Regions from separate parts of the Mus musculus genome. Here region 1 is linked to region 2. Evidence: chromatin loops called from intact Hi-C (ENCODE). Cell type or tissue: gastrocnemius. All regions are shown on one strand. Links, peaks and the distances in the headings refer to the core of each region. The heading gives the core; the rest is flanking DNA. Region 1 holds the start of Nrde2 (nrde-2 necessary for RNA interference, domain containing). Region 2 overlaps Rps6ka5 (ribosomal protein S6 kinase, polypeptide 5).

Region 1 (9,379 bases), core at 313-8,312, 450 kb after region 2:
AAGGGGGGGGGAGGGAAGGAGAGAGAGAGAGATCGAGAGATCAGAGGGGCCTTTCTCTATATATGCATGGTGACATAGTCACAGGTAAAGGTGGGAGGTGAGCCAAGTGGATTCTGTGAATATGGTGGCTGCTGCCTTGGCAACAGGTATGGGGGTCTCGCTGTCACCTATGTGATGTCATGGGTTTCAGAGGTCTTGATAACAATAACTACCGCACTTCTTCCCTTAGCCATATATCCATAGAGCCAATCGGTGATCTGAAACCATTTCTGGTTTATGTTGAGAAATCCCTGGCACCCGCCCTGGAAATACCCAGAGTTTACACGTGGAAGCTAGAGTAAGGATCAGTGAAGTCAGTGGTTCTCACGTCCTTTGTGATGGGTTTTCTAGGCAGAAAAGAATATTCAAAACTTTCCTATTTTCTTGAGACAGGGTTTCTCCAAGTAGCCCTGGCTGTCCTGGAATTCACTCTGCAGAACCAGGCTGGCCTTCAACTTCGAGATCCACTTGCCTCTGCCTTTCAAGTGCTGGGATTAAAGGTGTGCGCCACCAGGTCTAGTTCAATACGTAACGTTTAGTTTAACCTAGTAGCAAATTTTGTAAAGGTCTGGCAATCACAGCCATAGCAAATTTAGTCCTATGCCCATTTGTGTGGAGCACGTAGTTTTCACCCTTACAAATGTTGAAAAAAAATAACAACCCTGCCAGGCGTGGTGGCACACGCCTTTAATCCCAGCACTCAGGAGGCAGAGGCAGGCGGATTTCTGAGTTCGAGGCCAGCCTGGTCTACAAAGTGAGTTCCAGGACAGCCAGGGCTATAAAGAGAAACCCTGTCTCAAAAACAAAAACAAGACAAAACAAAACAAAAAAAAACCCCAAAAATAACAACCCAAGTCCTCTGTAAGAGCAGCAAGTATTCTTAAGCACTGGCCTTTACCACTCGAACGTTGATCATTTAAACCAAAGGTCAGCACAGCTTTTCAGGAAAGGATCACATAGAAACATTGGAGACCAAGCAGGATTTCCAGCCTCTGCGGCAGCTACACTGAAAATTAATTCTGTACGTTTTCAAAATGTACTGGGCATTATGGTACATATCTTTAATCTCAACACTTGCGAAGCAGAGACTGGCAGATCTCTGTGAGTTTGAGGCCAGCCTGATCTACACAGAGAGTTCCAGGACAGCCTAGGCTACATAGAGAATCTGTTTTTTCAACATTTGTTAGGGTGAAAGCTACACACTCCATACAAATGTCTGTGTCTGCTAAACCTTTGCAAAATTTACTCGTATGTTACACTAAAAGTGAAGTTTTGTTTTAATTGAGAGAAAGGCAAGAGGATAAAGAGTCTGAGCCTGTACTACATACTGAGATCTATCTAAAAACAAAACAAAAAAAAAAAAAAACCAAAACAAAAACAAAACTAAAACCAAAAGACAGGGCAGGTGAGATGTCTCAGTGGCCATCAGCTCCTGCCACATAAGCATAATGACACACACACACGTACACACACACAAATTTTAAAAAAGTAAAAATCCTCCCAGAAAACAAAACTTTAGAAATCTGTATCAGTAACTTGATTATATATTAAGTTGTCCTTATGAATTGCTTACGAAAAGTCTCTTACATGTTTGTAAATACACAAATATCCACTACAGCAAGATTCCTTGTTATCAATACATTATCATGGCTTTCAAAATTTTTTTGAAGCCTTTCACATTTAATTCTTATTTTTCTGGAATAGAAAGAGATGAAACATTGGGGAAAGACTGTAACCATTTTAGTTAGTTTTGTTTTCTGTTTTGTTTTGAGACAGTGTGATAGTTTGTATATCCTTGGACCAGGGAGTGGCACCATCTGAAGGTGTGGCCTTGTTGGAATAGGTTTGACCTGGTTGGAATGGGTGTGTCACTGTGGGTGTGGGCATAAGATCCTCACCCTAGTTGCTGGAAGTCAGTCTTCCACTAGCAGCCTTTGGATGAAGGCATAGAACTCTCAGCTCCTCCTGTGCCATGCCTGCCTGGATACTGCCATGCTCTCACCTTGATGATAATGGACTGAACCTCTAAACCTGTAAGCCAGCCCCAATTAAATGTTGTTTTTTATAAGACTTGCTTTGGTCATGGTGTCTGTTCAAAGCAGTAAAACCCTAACTAAGACAGACAGGATTTCTCAGTGTAGCCCTGGCTGTCCTGAAACTTGCTTTGTTGATCAGACTGGCCTCAAACTCACAGAGTGAGTGCCAGTGCCTCTGACTCCAGAGTGCTGAGATTAAAGGTGAGCATCATCGTGCCCTGATGCAGATATTGATTTAATCAACTGAGATAACTTCCTGTCAGGTTTGGCGGAACTTGAGATTTACAGTTGAAGACAAGTGGATTCTACTGGCCTCCTTTTTCCAAGTACTTTTAGGGACCTGAAAACTTGGACATTTATTTTGGACACACACAGTTTACATGGTACACACAGTTTACATGGTACACGGAGCTGCTTGGATAGGTTTCCATCCATTCCTTTGTTTAGATGATTAGTCACATCTCTGGGTTTAGCTTTTTTTTTTTTCTAAACTTTATTTTATTGTGGTGCCCTGTGCACTTGGAGGTCAGAAGACAACTTTGTGGAGCCTGGATGAAACTCAGGTATCCATGCTTGCTTGGTAGTACCTTTATTATTTAAGCCATTTCATTGGCTCCTGCACCCAACCTTTTTTTTTTTTTTGGTAGGGGAATCTCAAAAATACTTTATAGGTAAGTATATGCATTTATTGTCAAAGACCTTTATCTTATTGGGACTTTGTACTCTTCTGTATTCCTAGGGTATTTAAAATGACAACTTATATTTGGATCACTTACATTTTGCCGTGGAACTTGTCACATCTCACATAGAAGCTAATTTTTCATTTCTTTTCTTTCTTTTTATTGGCTTTTTTTGAGACATCGTCTCTATACAGTTCTGACTCTCATGGAAATTACTATGTAGACCAGCTGGTGTCGAACTCACAGAGATCCACTTGCCTCTACCACTGAGTGTTGGGACTTAAAAGGGGTTTGCCCCCACACCCAGTTTAAAGCCACCTTTTAAATGCTTCTTATGGGTGAAACAATTGCAATTTGTACATGTATATGTGTACGTATACATACACTCACACACACAATCTTGCAGAGGAGGAAAATGAATCTTACAGAATTTGATTACTTTGATCCAGTTTAAAGGAGGCAATGTGCTTTTACCAGAGGAGCTGAATTCCAGTTTCCACACCTTCCCCCCTCCCAACTTCCTCTTCCGGTTCCTGCTTGTCCATTGTTCAGTGAAGCCGGAGGGCACTAACTACAAGGAAACTGTTCTTCCTCAATCTCACCCTCTTCCCTCCTCCCCTCTCTACCCTTTGGGTCTCCGCACCGCCTTGCCCAGGAGTTAAGCCTTAAAGAGTGCAGGAAGAACTACATTTCCCAGAGTGCCTCGCGAGTCACCGTCCTCCAACCAGAGCTCTCCAGACGGCGCCATTTCTGAGGCAGGAGTGGTAGTGCGGCCTGTGATCATGGCGCTGTTCCCGGCTTTTGCGGACGTAAGTGAGGCCTCCGGTGATGGGGCATTCAGGAAAGGTAAGCACCCCAAAAGAGTCGAAAAAGACATCCATTAAATTAATGGCAGATTTTCGGGCCTGGGTCATGGCCTTTTTTCTTTGCTTTGTTTATCCACCTGTATCCCAGAGTTCTCCGCGGCGCTGCAAAGCCTTCTGGGTCTTGTCTGAAGTGTAGGGCCAGAGGCTCTTTCAGGCGCTACGGTGGTCAAGTAAGCGGAGGGGAAACTAAGCCTACGATGATGTCTGGCGCTAACATTACCGTATTTTTGGACTTCATTCTCCTAGAAGCTGCAATGATACAACTCCATTGCAAAAGAAACCCTCTTAAAATACTTGCAATTGTGGTTGGCGTAATTCTGATTTTTCCTTACTAAATTGTAACCGTCAACAAATTCCGAGACTGTCTATTCATTGTAGCACACTTATTAGAAACACAGGCCCAAAATATAGACGTATTCAATAAGTGTGTCAGGATTGATAATGCAACCTGTTGCATGAACGAAACTAAGTAACAACAGCAACAAATCAGTATAAGGTAGTATGCTACAAATGTCATAGATGAGCCACAGTCAACCATAAAAATGAAACGTTCAGAATTTTGGAATGGTCTTCAAGAGGATATGATTTGTATAGATAAGAATTCAGGGACCTTCAAGGGGCTGTGGAAGAGAAGCATGGGATTAGAGAACTGGGTGCGTATTTTAAATGCTAAGACAAGTGTCAGCTATAATGAAGTTAACCATGGCAGGTAAATGCAGAAAATACATCTAATACTGAAAGTGTACGGTCAAGTTGAAGGGCTGGCAGTGGTGGCATACACCATTAATTTCAGCACTTGGGAGGCAGAGGCAGGTGGATCTCTGAATTCAAGCTCAGCTTGATCTACGTAGTGAATTCTTGGACAGCCTGGGCCACAACATAGAGAGACCCTAATCTCAAAAAAGACCAAACCAAAACAAAATATAGTTAAGAAAATTAACTATATATTATTTAACTATGAGTTACTGTTCAGCTTTCTTTACGGTTGGTTTGCTTATAGGGATCCAAAAGAAGTCAGAATTCTCTCTCTCTCTCCTTTCTCTCTCTTCTTTCTCTCTGTCTTCCTTTTCTCTCTGTCTTCTCTCTCTCTCTCTCTCTGAGAGAGGGGGTGTACTGGCTGGTTTTGTGTGTCAACTTGACACAAGCTGGAGTTATCACAGAGAATGGAGCCTCCCTTGAGGAAAGGCCTCCATGAGATCCAGCTGTAAGGCATTTTCTCAGTTAGTGATCAAGGGTGGGAGGATCCATTGTGGGTGGTGCCATCCCTGGGCTGGTAGTCTTGAGTTCTATAAGAGAGCAAGCTGAGCAAGCCAGTAAGAAACATCCCTCCATGGCCTCTGCATCAGCTCCTGCTTCCTGACCTGCTTGAGTTCCAGTCCTGACTTCCTTGGTGATGAACAGCAGTGTGGAAGTGTAAGCTGAATAAACCCTTTCCTTCCCAGCTTGCTTCTCGGTCATGTCTGTGCAGGACTAGAGACCCTGACTAAGACAGAGAGTTGGCCAGAAACCCACAGAGATCTGCCTTCCTAGTGTTGGGATTAAAGGCAAGTGCTCCCATGTCCAGGCACACTGCATTTTCTGCATGTACCCGTAGGTCCCCTTGAGTATGAAACAGTTTCTCTGCTCTTGTATTTTCTCAGGTGATATATTTGTTGAGGAAGCTGGTTATCCATCCTGAAGATGTTTCCCGCTAAATCTTCCTGTAACTTGCTCCTTTATTTATCCATCCCATTATTTCCTGGGAACTGATAATTAGATTTAAAGAGCCGATAAGATCTAGCTATATACTTTTTGTTGTTGAGGGTAGCTTGTTTGGAGTGCTGCACAAATATTAAGTCCTATCAGGAGGGTCCAATCTTTGATTTCAGTGATATTAAGGGGGTCCGTGTTGGGCATCAGATCCCCTGGGATTAGAGTTAAGATGGTTGTGAGCCTCCATGTAGATGCTGGAAATCAAACCTTGGTCCTTTGAAGAACAACCAGTGTGCTTAATCACTGACCCGTCTTTCCAACCATGCCATTACACCTTCATCTGATAATTTTGCAGTGATGTTTTTTATATTCTTGTGACAGGGTCTCACTGGGACCCAGATTAGCCTCCAGTGTGTAATCACCTTGAATGAGCAAAAGAGACTCAAAGAGTTTCTTCTGACTCTAGAACTTGCATTATAATTTTTTATGACAGGGTTGGGAATCTTGTGATTTAAACATCTTCGCAGTTCCTGGGCTGCTTCATGGGGTAGATCAACTCCCAGGAAAACGTCGACACCTTGAATGCCATTCTTACCTGTGTTTGCTGGTGCTTTTTGTACAAGTGAGTTCGAGCTTCCAGCAATCAGAAAATGGCAGTCCTAATCAAAATGAACGGCTTATTCTCAAGAGAACAAATATCTTCATTAATGTGATTGCTAACTCATTTTTACCATCAGCCTTGGAAATGCTGTTTGAATGATTTACCCCTGGAGGAGTGGCCCCTCATCTCTGAGTTCACTTAAACAGACTAGAAGCCAGGGCTACATTGTTAGGACAAGGTACAGAAATGGATATTGAACTTGGATGTGATACCCACTTATAAAGTTACCTAGTTTAGAAGCTTATTCATGCTGGCTTGCCCCTCTGCCTTTGGTGGAACTGAACGCAGGCCTTTTCAGTGGAGATGGAGGGTTAGTAAAGTGTCTTAGTAAGCTCACCACAGAGGTATGTCAGTGAGTCCTCGGTGATGGGCTGTTAGCTTACCTCTGTCAGATTTCTCTGAAGGTGTGTGTAGGTGCTCTATATCCCGGCAGTGGGTGGGCAGCACGTGACGTGGCGTTGAGGAGGTTATTTCCCTCTTTTCCTTTCTCATATGCATGGGTGTGTGAAGTACGGTGCCAGGCTCTCAGCAGTTGCTAACCTGAGATTTCTGTGCTGATCCCCAGAGGTTGGGTCTTCCAGATCCCTCTCAGGCTCCAGCTGCTTGCTTTCCTGCTGTTCCTTTCTGTAGTATAGTCTACCTGCTTAGTGATTCGAGTACACATATAATATATGACACCCTGCATAGTGATGAAAGTACATATGTACTACACCCTCCTTAGTGATGTAAGTGCACACACACACACACACACACACAGCACCCTGCTTAGTGGTAATAAGTACAGACTTGATTTCTGTCAGGCTCTCTAAGTTAGGAGGTTGTAAGTAACCACTGAAAGGGACTTGGTAGCCTGGAGAGATGGTTCATCAGTTAAAAGCACTGATTGCTCTTCCAGAGGACCCAGGTTCAATTCCTAGCACACCCACATGGCAGCTCACAAGCATTTGTAACTTCAAACTAATATCAAAGCAAAAAAGAAAAAAGAAAAAGAAAAGGACTTAGCAATCTGATGAATAAAATGTCATTTAATGTTAGATATTTCTGTCCAGGATTCTGTGTCACTAAAAATTGAATCTCACATCTCAGGTGTGTCATCTGACAGGCAAGGATATGATCAAGTATAAGCATCATATGAGCGGACGCTGTCTTGTCCATCACGGTCTCCCCAGTACCTGGAATTGTGCTAGGGTACATAGCAGGTAATCTAATGACTGACTACACAGTTGCTGTAAGGAATAGACGAGTCATATGACGGCTGCACTTCATACTTTGATTGGACTTTTGGAGGAGGTTAGAGCCTTTGGTGTGAAGATAAAGACAGACTTCACATCCTCTGCATTTCAACTTATTGAGTCGGTATTTTATGCTATGGCACTGTGATAGTGTGGGAGTGAGTAGTAACGGCTCCCACCCTCAAGGTGCTTCTAGTTTGTAAGAGATGAGCAGGAGGGGGAGCTGGAAACAAGGATGAAAGACTTGCAGACCAGTTGTTGTGTTTGCATGTATGTATGTATGAGTGTGTATGTATGTATGTATGTATGTATGTATGTATGTGTTTTGTCTGCATGGAGGTCTGTGGCACTTGTGTGCCTGCTGTCCTAAGAGGCTAGAAGAGGCTCTGTTAGATTCCTTGGAACTGAGTTACAAATGCCTGTGAGCTGCCACGTGGGTTCTGGGGGTCAAACTGGGATCCTCTGGAAGAACAGCTGGTGCTCTCCACCATGGGGCCATTTCCCCAGCCCTGGGTTTGTTTGTTTGTTTGTTTGTTGTTTGTTAATTGCCATTTTTTGTTTTGTTTTGTTTTTAAATGGGCCTCAAAGTCATAGAGATCTGCCTTTATCTCCAGAGCTGTAATGGAAGTCATACGCCCTTGCCACACTAACAATGATTAACCTCTCCTTAGCAGGATTTGAGTTGGCATAGAATGGTGTAGGAAGATGGACAAGCAGATAATGAAGTCACAATTTGGAAATTGCCCTGACAGCCTTACTTATGTACCCGTCAGGAGACTTTAGTTGAAGTTCAGAGTAGTCCATGGTATGGATGGTGCAGAGCCCTAGTGGAAGAAAGGAACAGCCAGGCTTCAGTGTTTGCCCTTGGCCATTCATTGAGCCTCCGTAGGCAGCAAGCTCACAGCCAGGGCATCCCTGCTGTTCCTGTTCTCTGTGTTGAACTCAGAGGTTTTGTTTTACAGTTCCTTGGTTAAAAAAAGTTTAAAATCTGTGGATGAGGTGTGGAAGCATCTCTCAAGTGCTTCTGGGATTGGAACTTGTAATGTGTGTGTCCAGTTGATGGCCTGTCAGGTCACTGTCTCAGAGCTGAGTTCATAACCCAAGAGTTTCAGGTTTTTAAAATTAACTAACTTATTTTATGTATACGAGTGCTCTGTCTGCTCGCTCGCCTGCACACCAGAAGAGGGCATCAGACCTCGGTATAGATGGTTCTGAGCCGCCATGTGGAGACTTCAGTTCTTTAGAAGGGTCTTCTTCCTCAGTGGCTGCATGTGGCAAACCCTTGGCTGTTTTCAGAGGAAGCCTGACAGGCCCTCTCTGAAGGCTTTGGTGAGTCCTCTGTGTTACCTTGTATAGTGGGACAACTTCGAACCCGCCAGCGATATAAATAATGACACAGAGGCTTTTTAATATTTAAAATCTTAGGTGTTTTGCGGGGTCATTCTCCCAGCTACTCTAACCCAACTGATCCTGCCTGGTACTGTGTCTGGCCATGTGGCCAGGTCTATCTGCTCCGCTCTGGTCTGTCCACCTCCGCGTCCCTGTCGAATCTCCCACCTTTCATCTTCTCCCAGCATCTCTCTCTCCCTGGAAGATCTGCCCTCTACTTCCTGCCCAGCTATGGGGTCATCAGCTTGGTTTTTTTTTTTTTTTTTTTTTTCCCAGCCAATCAGATACAATCCTAGATTGCCTTAGGCAGGTGAGAAAGATTTACACAATAGGAAACCCAGTTTCAAGCCATAGAAATGGCAACCCCAGAGTCCTGCTGGCAAGAGCCCTCTGCTACATACTGCTGCATACTGCTGTAAGAATTAGCAATTAAAAAGCAGATCGAATTCAAATAAATATTGAAGAGACACACCCTCACACACTGTACCGCAGCAGCCTTGTGTAGAGGCTGGTGTTTCTCCACACTTCTTCACCTGCTGTCACTGTTTAGCGTGTTGGTGGCGTGACGATCCACTGGGATGCTGGGAGAACATCTCTCCCTGTGCACCGTTTGTTCCATCTCTCCCCGCTTCCCCTTTGTTTATGGTAGAATCTGCTATGGAAATATTCCGATCTCAGTGAGCAACAAGGACTATTTTCACTTAGCTCTTGCCAGGAGTTAGGCCCAAGGGAAAGGAACGAATCTCAGAACATGGAGACGGAAAAAGACTGTAGAGCAGTTGTT
Region 2 (9,379 bases), core at 1,026-9,025:
AAATGTTGGGACTCGGAACAAAAGAAAGCTAAAAAACAATAAGCAAAGCTGACCAGAATTAGGTAGATCTTGGATGGAATAGTCACACATCAGCAAACGTCCTATGTGACTGCAGCAATTGCTTCTCCTCTTATGATAGAAGGGTCCTTGTTTTCTGCTGGTCAGGCCAAGTGCTCTCCCCTAAGAGAATGCCGGCATTTGTTGTTTAGATGCAAAAATGTTAAGAGTTCAGGCTAAACCAGAGAAGTAAGTCATTGATAGGTTCACTACCTCACTGACTGCAACCAACTATATTTTGACAGAAAATTACACTCTTGGGTTCTCACAGCTTACTGCCAACCCATTCTTTCTCTTGGCCATAAAGATCATACTGTCAGGCTAGACCTCAGTGTATATTCTCAAGGACCAGATAGGAATTTTCTTTTCTGGAGTCTTCTAAAACTTGATCTAATGGCCTTTTGTTTCCCACCCCACCCAGCAGCTGTTTAAGTGTCCTGACCCAGCCCCTTCCCTTTTAACAGATACTCCTTGAGACTGTTCTGTTTGGGTTAGCATTTCTTTTTCGGTTCCTTTTTGGTTCATGTGTCAGCCTAAGTCACTTATACTTAAGTCTTTGTAGGAGCAAATGGATTCTTTCCCCCATCCCTTCAGCCTGACTCTATCTGTATGTGCTTCATCTCATCTTCCACTCCTCCATTCACACTCTGGTCTCACTCGTCCTTCAAGCATGCCTAGTAGCTTCTGTTTTAAAAAATTTAAAAATAAGGAGATGATGGACAAATGAACTGACTTAAAAAGACAAAACAAACAAAAACCCCTGGGTGTCTTATCTTCCCTCTAGCTCTTTTGCTCCTGTTGTCTGTCCATGTCTGTATGTCTAGCTCTTTTATTCTTGTTGTCTGTCCATTCCTGTAGACTGCCTCCACTTACACATCAGCATTCCTAAGTCTACTCCTCAGCAGTTAACTGATGCTGTCTAGCCAGTATCACTTAGTGCTTTTCCTTCCTTACCTGGCTTATTTGTCCAATAGCCTTAAGCAATAAATGACTTTTGACCTTGGAGCTTCAGTTCACCAGCCTCTGGCTTACTGTTGCTTTGCAGTTTCTTCTCCTACTACCTTAGGCTTCTCCATGACTTCCTTTCAGGTCTTGTTAGCTGTCCTCTCTCCTTGTATGCCGTCCATATGTACTGCTGACTCTGACCTCTCTTCTGGGCTCGAGCCCTAAAGATGTCTGTAGTCTTGTGTTCCTTTAACTTCTAGGCACCTTGAACTCTACATTACTAGAATTGAACAGACCATTTCTTACCCAGATCTGCTTGTTTCAAAATCTGTAAATTCTGACCTCACATGATCTGGGAAATGTACTTATGTTTACCTTTTAGCAACTTACTTTTTATGTATGTTTAATACTGTTTTAATAGCAAAATTATTTATTTTATTTTCAAATGATACCAAGTACCTCCTATATGCTAAGTATTATAAGGGACCCTAGAAACAGGATGGTGACCCTAACAAATCATACATCTTAGATTTCTTATGTATATGCTTGATTATTTCTAGATAGATTTGCTAATTCTGAATTCTATACAGAACAAATTTTATTTTAGTAATTTTAAACATCTTTTTGTGATAATAACTACTTTGTATAGTTTGATAACTTTTATTGGTATTTTCCTTTTTTAGTTTTTTTTTTTAATTTATATTTTCTTTTTCTCAAAATTTGGTTAACCCCTTAAGGTTCTGGAAATAAAAGACAACATAAGTCTCTATAGACTAGGGTATGTCATTCGTAAGTGTTGTTTTGATCATTAAAAATGTTGGCTGGGTGATGGAGAGATGGCTCAGCAGTTAAGAGCATTTTCTCCTCTTCTAGAGGACCTTGGTTTCATTGGCAACACCAACATGGTAGCTCACAACTGTCCATAACTCTAGTCCCAGGGGATTTGGTGCCCTCTTCTGGCCTCCATGGGCACCAAAGAATACACATAGACAAACAAGCAGGCAAAGCACCCATAAATATGAAATACAACCAACAAATCCTTTTTAAAAAGAAATGTTTGTTGAGCTAAGCAGGCAATCTGCTATGTATTGTATTTTTAATTCTAATATGGAATAAGACAGTTGAAATAATAATATGAAAATAATATCCTTGACAAAATTATCTTTTTTATTCATACACAGTGAAATAATGTTGAGAATATATGTTCATGTATTGTTCACTATATAAATATGGCTTAAACATACTTTTGACATTTTGGCAGCCAATGTTTAAAATTTTTCTTAACAAACAAGAATCCTCAGGTAGACAAAAGTTTAAGTTTTAGTTAAGAAAAATAAATCCCCAACACTTAAAAGTGAGATAGCTAAGTTACAGCCCACTGTCATGGTATTTATGCTTAAAAGGAAAAGGCTAGAAGAGCATGACTAAAGAAGCAAAAGCAACCCCTTGAGCTGACGAGTTATCTGAATGTGTAAGCAGCACTCAGTTGTGTTGAGGATGGGATCTTTGGGCCTTTAGTTATTAGCCCTCCAGATCCTAATTTCTCCATCTATGACACAAGGGCTACCTTAGCTACTTACTGGACTGTCCTAGCAGTGTAACAAGCTCCTCGTGCAAGGATAGTCTGTATGTAAACACTGCCAGTATCCGCTTCTGTCTGTAAGCTATACTATTCAGATTTCAGACTATTGTGAGAAAAGTTAAAATTTATACACAAGAATCTTGTTATTCTTCCTTTGTTTTCTTATTTGCAGAAAGCTTGTATCTTTCTCTAATAAATGTCTAGTTAGTAACGCCATTTCCGGGCTTTGCTTAATGTGGCGTATATCTCGAGATGGCTAGGTGTGTTACTTTCTTTTGCTGTAATCAAGCATTATGACTGGAGGCAACTTATGAAAAAAAAAGAGAGTTGAATTTTGGCTTACAGTTCCTAAAGAATGAGTCTGTCATGGCCAGGAGGTGTGGTAGCAGACAGATGTGGCAGCTGGAACTGGAAGCTCAGGTCACGTCCTGAACTGAAAACATTAGGCAGAAAAAGCACACCAGAAGTAGGGCAAGGTTTTAAAATCTCAGAGCTCGCCTCCAGTGACATAATTCCTCCAGCAAGGCCATTCCTTCTAAAAATCCCCAAACAGCACCACCAACTGGGACCAAATATTAAAATACCAGAGCCTAGGGCAGACGGTCTCTTTGAAACCACAGTACTGGATCAGAGTTGGGATCCACACAAGCATTTTCAAATTGAGAAATAAATACACAGTAACTATGGCAGTTTGTGATTACCTCTACCTCCTGTCTTGATTGATTTGTAGTAACATGTATTCATGATGGATTTTCATATATATATGCTCCTGAAAAGCCTACTAGGTCTCTCTTAAATACTCCTGTCATTCATTTGCCAAAATAAGTGACTCTGGATAATTATTACTTTTTAGGTGAGTGGAGGTATTGGAAGAACACTAGAGTATAAAGTCTGTCCTTCACTTAAAACAGTTACAACTGGGCCAGAAAATTGGCTCAGTGAGAATAGGGACTTGATGCCAAGCCTGACCACCTGAGTTTGATTTATGGGACACACAGGGTGGAAGGAGACAACTGACTCTACACAATTGTCCTCTGACCCCCCACACACATAAATACATAAACATAATAGAAATAGAAAAGATAAACTATAAACTATTCCAATGTTACCATATTTCACTCTAGCCATTTGTGAAGTTTCTGCATGCGCCTCCCCTACCCCAGACATCAGGGCAGACGCTTTGCCCCCTCCACAGAGCAAGCACTAGATGAATCCACAGTTCACTGTTGCTTTTTCTTATGTCATAAATGACTGGCTTAGGTTAACCTTACTCAGGATATTGTTGTCTTTCCCCCTCTTTTTGAGTCGATGTATCTGAGACAACTTTTGAACTGACATTTTCCTAGTAACTTCTAAGTACTGAATACTTAATTTGTTCAAGAAATGTTAAATATTTTTATTTACTTGAGAAATATTTATCTGCTAGTTTTATCTTAATTATCTTTATTGTTTTGGGTTTTATTCTGATGAACTGCTGTTGGATACTGGTGTCCCTGAGAGTAGGCTAATCACACTGCCTTGGAGATCAGGGAAAGCATTTCCACGAGGTGTCCACTAGAGGGCCACTGGCCACAGCAAGAGTGGATGAGGTGCATCTGTCAGTGTAGGACTGTCACATTTACTTTCTGAGAAGCAAACAGAAAGTGTTTAAAACTATGTTGAGTGTCAGGAATAAACCCAGGGAAATTTAACACAATTTACTTTGGGATAATAAGATTGAAAATACATGATTAATGTTTGCATTCTGTAAATTTCTCTGTAAAATACTATTTATCAGATTTTTTTACAGTTTGCATATACTGTTTTTATCATAATCACCCTCCTTCCACAACTCTTTCCAGATCCTCCTTACCTCCCTATCCATCTAACTTCATTCTCATTCTCTCTTTCTCCCTCCCTCCCCCTCCCTCTCCTTCTCTCTGTCTCTGTCTCTCTCTCTGTCTCTGTCTCTGTCTCTCTCTCTCTCTGTCTCCCTGACTCCTAGACCCATGGAGTCCAGTTTGTGTTGGCTGAGTACTCCTGGGCATGGGGCTTGCTCTGAGGTGTGGTCAGTACCAGCTGTCACACCATTAAAGAAATGGACTTTTCTTCTCCTGGCAGCAATTAAATGCAATAGCTCCTAGAGAGTAGAAGGGCCTTCTGCCTGTCTCCCTCCTCTGTGTTTGGGTTTTGTCTGACTTGAACTTTGTCAGATATTATGCAGTCTGCCCAGTTGTATATGAAAAAAAATTACAGTGGCCTTGAAATGATGCACTCCTACCCCTCTGGGTCGTACAAGCTTTTAGGTGTGTGTGTGTGTGTGTGTGTGTGTGTGTGTGTGTGTGTGTGTCAGGATTGGGACAAGGTCTCACTATGTGATCTTGGCTGGACTAGAACTTGCTATGTAGACCAGGTTGACCTTAAATTCATAAGAGATCCTCCTGCCTCCGCCTACAGAGTACTAGAATTAAAGGCAGGTGCCACTATGCTCTTGGCTTTCTTACATTCTTCCTGCTTACCCCCACCACACACATAGATCCTTGAGCCTGGAGAGAGGGGTGTGGTAGGGACATCCCACTTGGGTCCAGCCACCAAACTCTCCTAGTCTCTGCATGCTGATGAGTCGTGGGTGTCTGAGCTAACTGTCCTCTACTGCAGGAAGCTTCAAAGATGAAGGCTGAGGGAGGAGTTCACTGATGGGATAGTAGCAAGTCATTAGGAGTCATTTTGTTGCATTGTCCATTTAGCAGAGTAATAGCAGTACATTTCTGCCTTGTGCATGTCTGTGTGTGTGCATATCCATGGCATGATGTGCGTATGAAAGCCAGAGGGCGAAGGTAATACAACACTGTATAAACTCAGCAATCACACTTTCAACTATGTACATTTTCCATTTTTTCCTGCATACTCAGGACTTAGTGAATCATTGTCTGCCAGTGTTCAGTCAAGGTATGGGAAGCTAATAGTGAGCCAGAGACACAAAAGTTTCCCCTCTAAGCAGGCAGCAGACATGTGTAAGTCATGTACCTAGATAGTGTATCTGTAATTGGTGGCAGGGAATCAGATTCCATAGGAAAGAAATGGAAGGATCAGGACACACTAGGTTACTCTGAAGATGCTTTGCTAAGAAGGGGACATGTGAGACGTGATAGTGGCCACGTGGGTATCTTGTGGGTTGTGTAGAACAAGTGATGGTTAGAGTAGTGGTCTAAGGACATGGAACCATGCAGAATAAGATTATTAGGTCAGAAAGGGCCTTGTAAGTGTTACAGCTTCTCTGTACAGGCCAGTAGCCCCTAGAGAATCTGAGTAGCATGGCCTGAACCGAGCTGTTTTAGAATGTAATTCTGCTTGGCATGGATGGTAACTCAGAGGGGGACAGGAAACAGGTTAAGGAAGCTCTTAGAGTATCAGCAAAGGATGGCATTGCCTGAGCCAACAGTGATGGAGAGGAGTTTCAGAGGTAGGCACATCTGGAGTGTATTTTGACAATAGAACTAATGGAATTTTTTTTTTAAGATTTATTTACTTGTTATATGTAAGTACACTGTAGCTGTTTTCAGACACACCAGAAGAGGGCGTCAGATCTCATTACGGACAGTTGTGAGCCACCACACGGTTGTGGGATTTGAACACAGGACCTTTGGAAGAGCAGTCAGTGCTCTTAACCACTGAGCCATCTCTGAGGCCCTAATGGAAATTTTTATGAGTTAGATATGGGATATGAGAGAGCCTGAAGAATCTAGGGTAGCTGCTAGAGCAACTGACAGGACTGAGTTCAGTTGGGTAAGCTGAAGTTACCTGATCCACAAGACATAAAAGCAGGTGTCTCCTTGCTATTATCAGTCTGGAATTTGGAAGAGAAATATACTATTATCTTGTATTTTTTAAATGTATATTAATGGTGTATCTTGTTATAAGTTGGAGTGTGTGTGCATGCGTGTGTATGTACATATATATGTTTGTGGCTGTGCACGTGTGTATGTGGGTATATGTTCATGTGTGTACATAGAGCCCAGATATTAATGTCAGGTATCTTCCTCTATTGCTCTACATGTTTACACAGAGCCTGTCACTGAACCTCAGCTCATCGAGACTGGCTGGCCATGAAACACAGGAACAGTGTTAATTGTGTACATAACTGCATAATTCTGTGAATTATAGATTCATCTGGATGTTTTATGTAGATAACCATATTAAAGGAATACATTGAAGTTGAAAGATAGCTGAGGTGGTAGAGTGCTCACTGTGTAAGCGTGAGGACCTGAGTCAGTCCCCAGCACACACATTAAAAGCTGAGGATGCAGGCATTATGCTTGTAGTCTCAGTGCTGGGGAGGTACAGACAAGGATCCATGGAGCTCACTGGCCAGACAGCCTAACCTAGTGGGTGAGCTCACTCAGTGATGCCATCACTGAGAGATGGCCTCAAAAATGATGGTAGCCCACACATGATCTGAGTAAGGACACCACCAGTAGATGCTAATGTGGAAGGGGCAAGGCTCACCAGCCCACTTCACACACCACATGATAGCGCTACTATTGACAAGTAGCAATGATTTGTTTCTTTTCTGTTTTCATGCCTTTTAGTTTGTGTATGTTTGGGAATAGCATATATACCACATGTGTGTGTGGTGCCCAAGAGTCCGTTCCCTTGGAACAAGAGTTACAGATGGCTGTGAGCCATCATGTGGGTGCTGGCATCAAACCCAAGAACTGTAAAAGAGCAGCAAGTGCTATTAACCTTCAGCTCATCTCTTCAGGCCCAGTATTTATGTTTTTAATAGGTAAACTTTATTATTAGTCTCTGCAGGCTTGTTTTTCTATGACAAAGCATCTTCCAGTTCCTAGAACACTCTACTTTTCTTGATTTTTTTCATTAGCTTTATATATTAATATCTGTTAGAAATGTTAGAAATTTGCTGAGCTGTGGTGGTACACGCCTTTAATCCCAGCACTTGGGAGGCAGGGGCAGGTGGATCTCTGTGATTTCAAGGCCAGCCTGCTCTACAGAGTGAGCTCCAGGACAGCCAGGGCCACACAGAGAAACCCTGAGGAAAGAAAGAGAGAGGGAATGAGGGAGAGATAAAGAAAGAAAAAGAAAAAAAGAAAGAAAGAAAGAAAGAAAGAAAGAAAGAAAGAAAGAAAGAAAGAAAGAAAGAAAGAAAGAAAGAAAGAAAGAAAGAAAGAAAGAGGGGAGGGGAGGGGAGGAGAGGAGAGGAGAGGAGAGGAGAGGAGAGGAGAGGAGAGGAGAGGAGAGGAGAGGAGAGGAGAGGAGAGGAGAGGAGAGGAGAGGAGAGGAGAGAGGAGAGTGAGAAAAGAGAAGAGAGAGAAGGGTTGATTTAAGTTGATGAATAGTTTTGCACACTTCTGCTTTGGTGAATATTTGATGAGTGCATTTCCACAGCTAGCATGGCCCATGTGTTTTGTTTTCTACTTTCATAACAGGTAGCTCACAGACTTATATAAGCACATAGGTATATTTAGACTTTAATTTTGAATCATTTTTGGTAAGTTGCTATAATTTTATATAAAATACTACATTATGTCTAAAATTCTTGGCTTTCATTTGTTCATAAAATTTCCTTATTGTTTTAATATTTGTTATACCTCCTGTAGTGTTTTCTTTTCAGTCACCACTGTTTACAATTTATAATGGTCCTGATCGTCTTGGTATTTGTTTGTCCTCTCGTAGTCTTGTATAAGACGTGCTCCACTCAGCCCACAGGGTTTCCCAGTTCTTTCATTAGTTCCTCTCTTCCTTTATTCTCTGTAAGTTACTTTGGTGTTTTTTTTTTCCCAAAGCTTAGAATTTTATAGTTATCTCACTACTAATTGACTTTTAAAAATAATAAAATAAGAACTTCTAGGAACAGCCTTTAGCTATCTCTCAAGTTCTGGTAATCTCTTATTTTTTCTAATTAGGTATTTTCTTCATTTACATTTCCAATGTTATCCCAAAAGTCCCCCATATCCTCCTCCCCAATCTCTTATTTTTACTGTTTTAAAACTCATTGTCATTTTGTCTCTGAGTGATGTGTGCATTATTTAGAAGTTGATTTTAAGACAATAAAGAATGAGATTTATAGTTGTTGTGTCAGATAAAATAGTACATGACTTAGACTATAGTGTAGCCTCTCTTGGGGATGAGCCTCCTTGTTTTTCCAATGCAGAGTGGCCAGCCCTGAAACCATACATACATAAACAGCAAAGACAGGCTCCGCAGATTGTATTTATTTATATTTGTACATACATACATACATACATACATACATACATACATACATACATACATACCAATAACAGCAAAAGAAAAGGTAGCTGTCAGCTTGAGAGTGGGGTTTGAATAGGTAGCTGGAAGGGGCTGGAAGGAAGAAAAAGAGAAGGAAAAGTTCTATTTACAGCAAAAAGATTTGAAAAGTAAACCGTTACTGCTAGTGACCGTCACATCTTTCTGGCACTAACCAGTACGTATACTTCATATACTCTTAAAGTCACAGTTACAGATAGTGTTTTAGAGAAGAAAATCCAGATTTTTAAGACTTTTAATTTGAAGTTTGTCTGCATCTATTCATTGTGTATGCATGTATGGACACATATGCCACAATGCACATGTAGAGATGAGAGGACAACTTAAAGGAATCTAAGTATTAAACTCCCTTGTTTACTAAGCCATCTTACCTGCTCTAGTTTGGACTTTTTATCAAATTAAACAGAGAAACCCTGTCTCGAAAAACAAAACAAAAAACAGAAAAAAAATGATTTTTATTGTGTCACACTGAGAAGGAAATCAGCATAATTTTAAATATGTGAAGCA

The links. Hi-C counts contacts between places; a loop is a spot of excess contacts. Peaks named below come from ENCODE experiments on the same cell type or tissue, not always from the same donor. Only the 100,000 strongest peaks of a DNase experiment are listed, where the experiment ranks them.
Region 1: a loop joins it to region 2, with 4 times the contacts of the local background. A loop is called at or near these places in 3 of 42 quality-filtered maps.

The regions. Positions count from the first base shown.
Region 1 is chr12:100,153,762-100,163,140 of GRCm38, reverse strand. Nrde2 (nrde-2 necessary for RNA interference, domain containing) reads left to right here and starts at 3,488. Exons shown (of 14, transcript NM_001290303.1): 1 at 3,488-3,601. The coding sequence starts at 3,538. In gastrocnemius, for the core only: a CTCF peak has its summit at 3,615; DNase peaks (open chromatin) are centred at 3,481 and 3,702; H3K4me3 peaks cover 1,667 bases; H3K27ac peaks cover 1,581 bases.
Region 2 is chr12:100,599,498-100,608,876 of GRCm38, reverse strand. The region is part of intron 5 of Rps6ka5 (ribosomal protein S6 kinase, polypeptide 5); the gene reads left to right. Among named protein-coding and RNA genes, the nearest start is that of Ttc7b, 83 kb to the right of the region's middle. In gastrocnemius, for the core only: CTCF peaks have their summits at 1,952 (motif pointing left) and 4,135 (motif pointing right); a DNase peak (open chromatin) is centred at 4,140.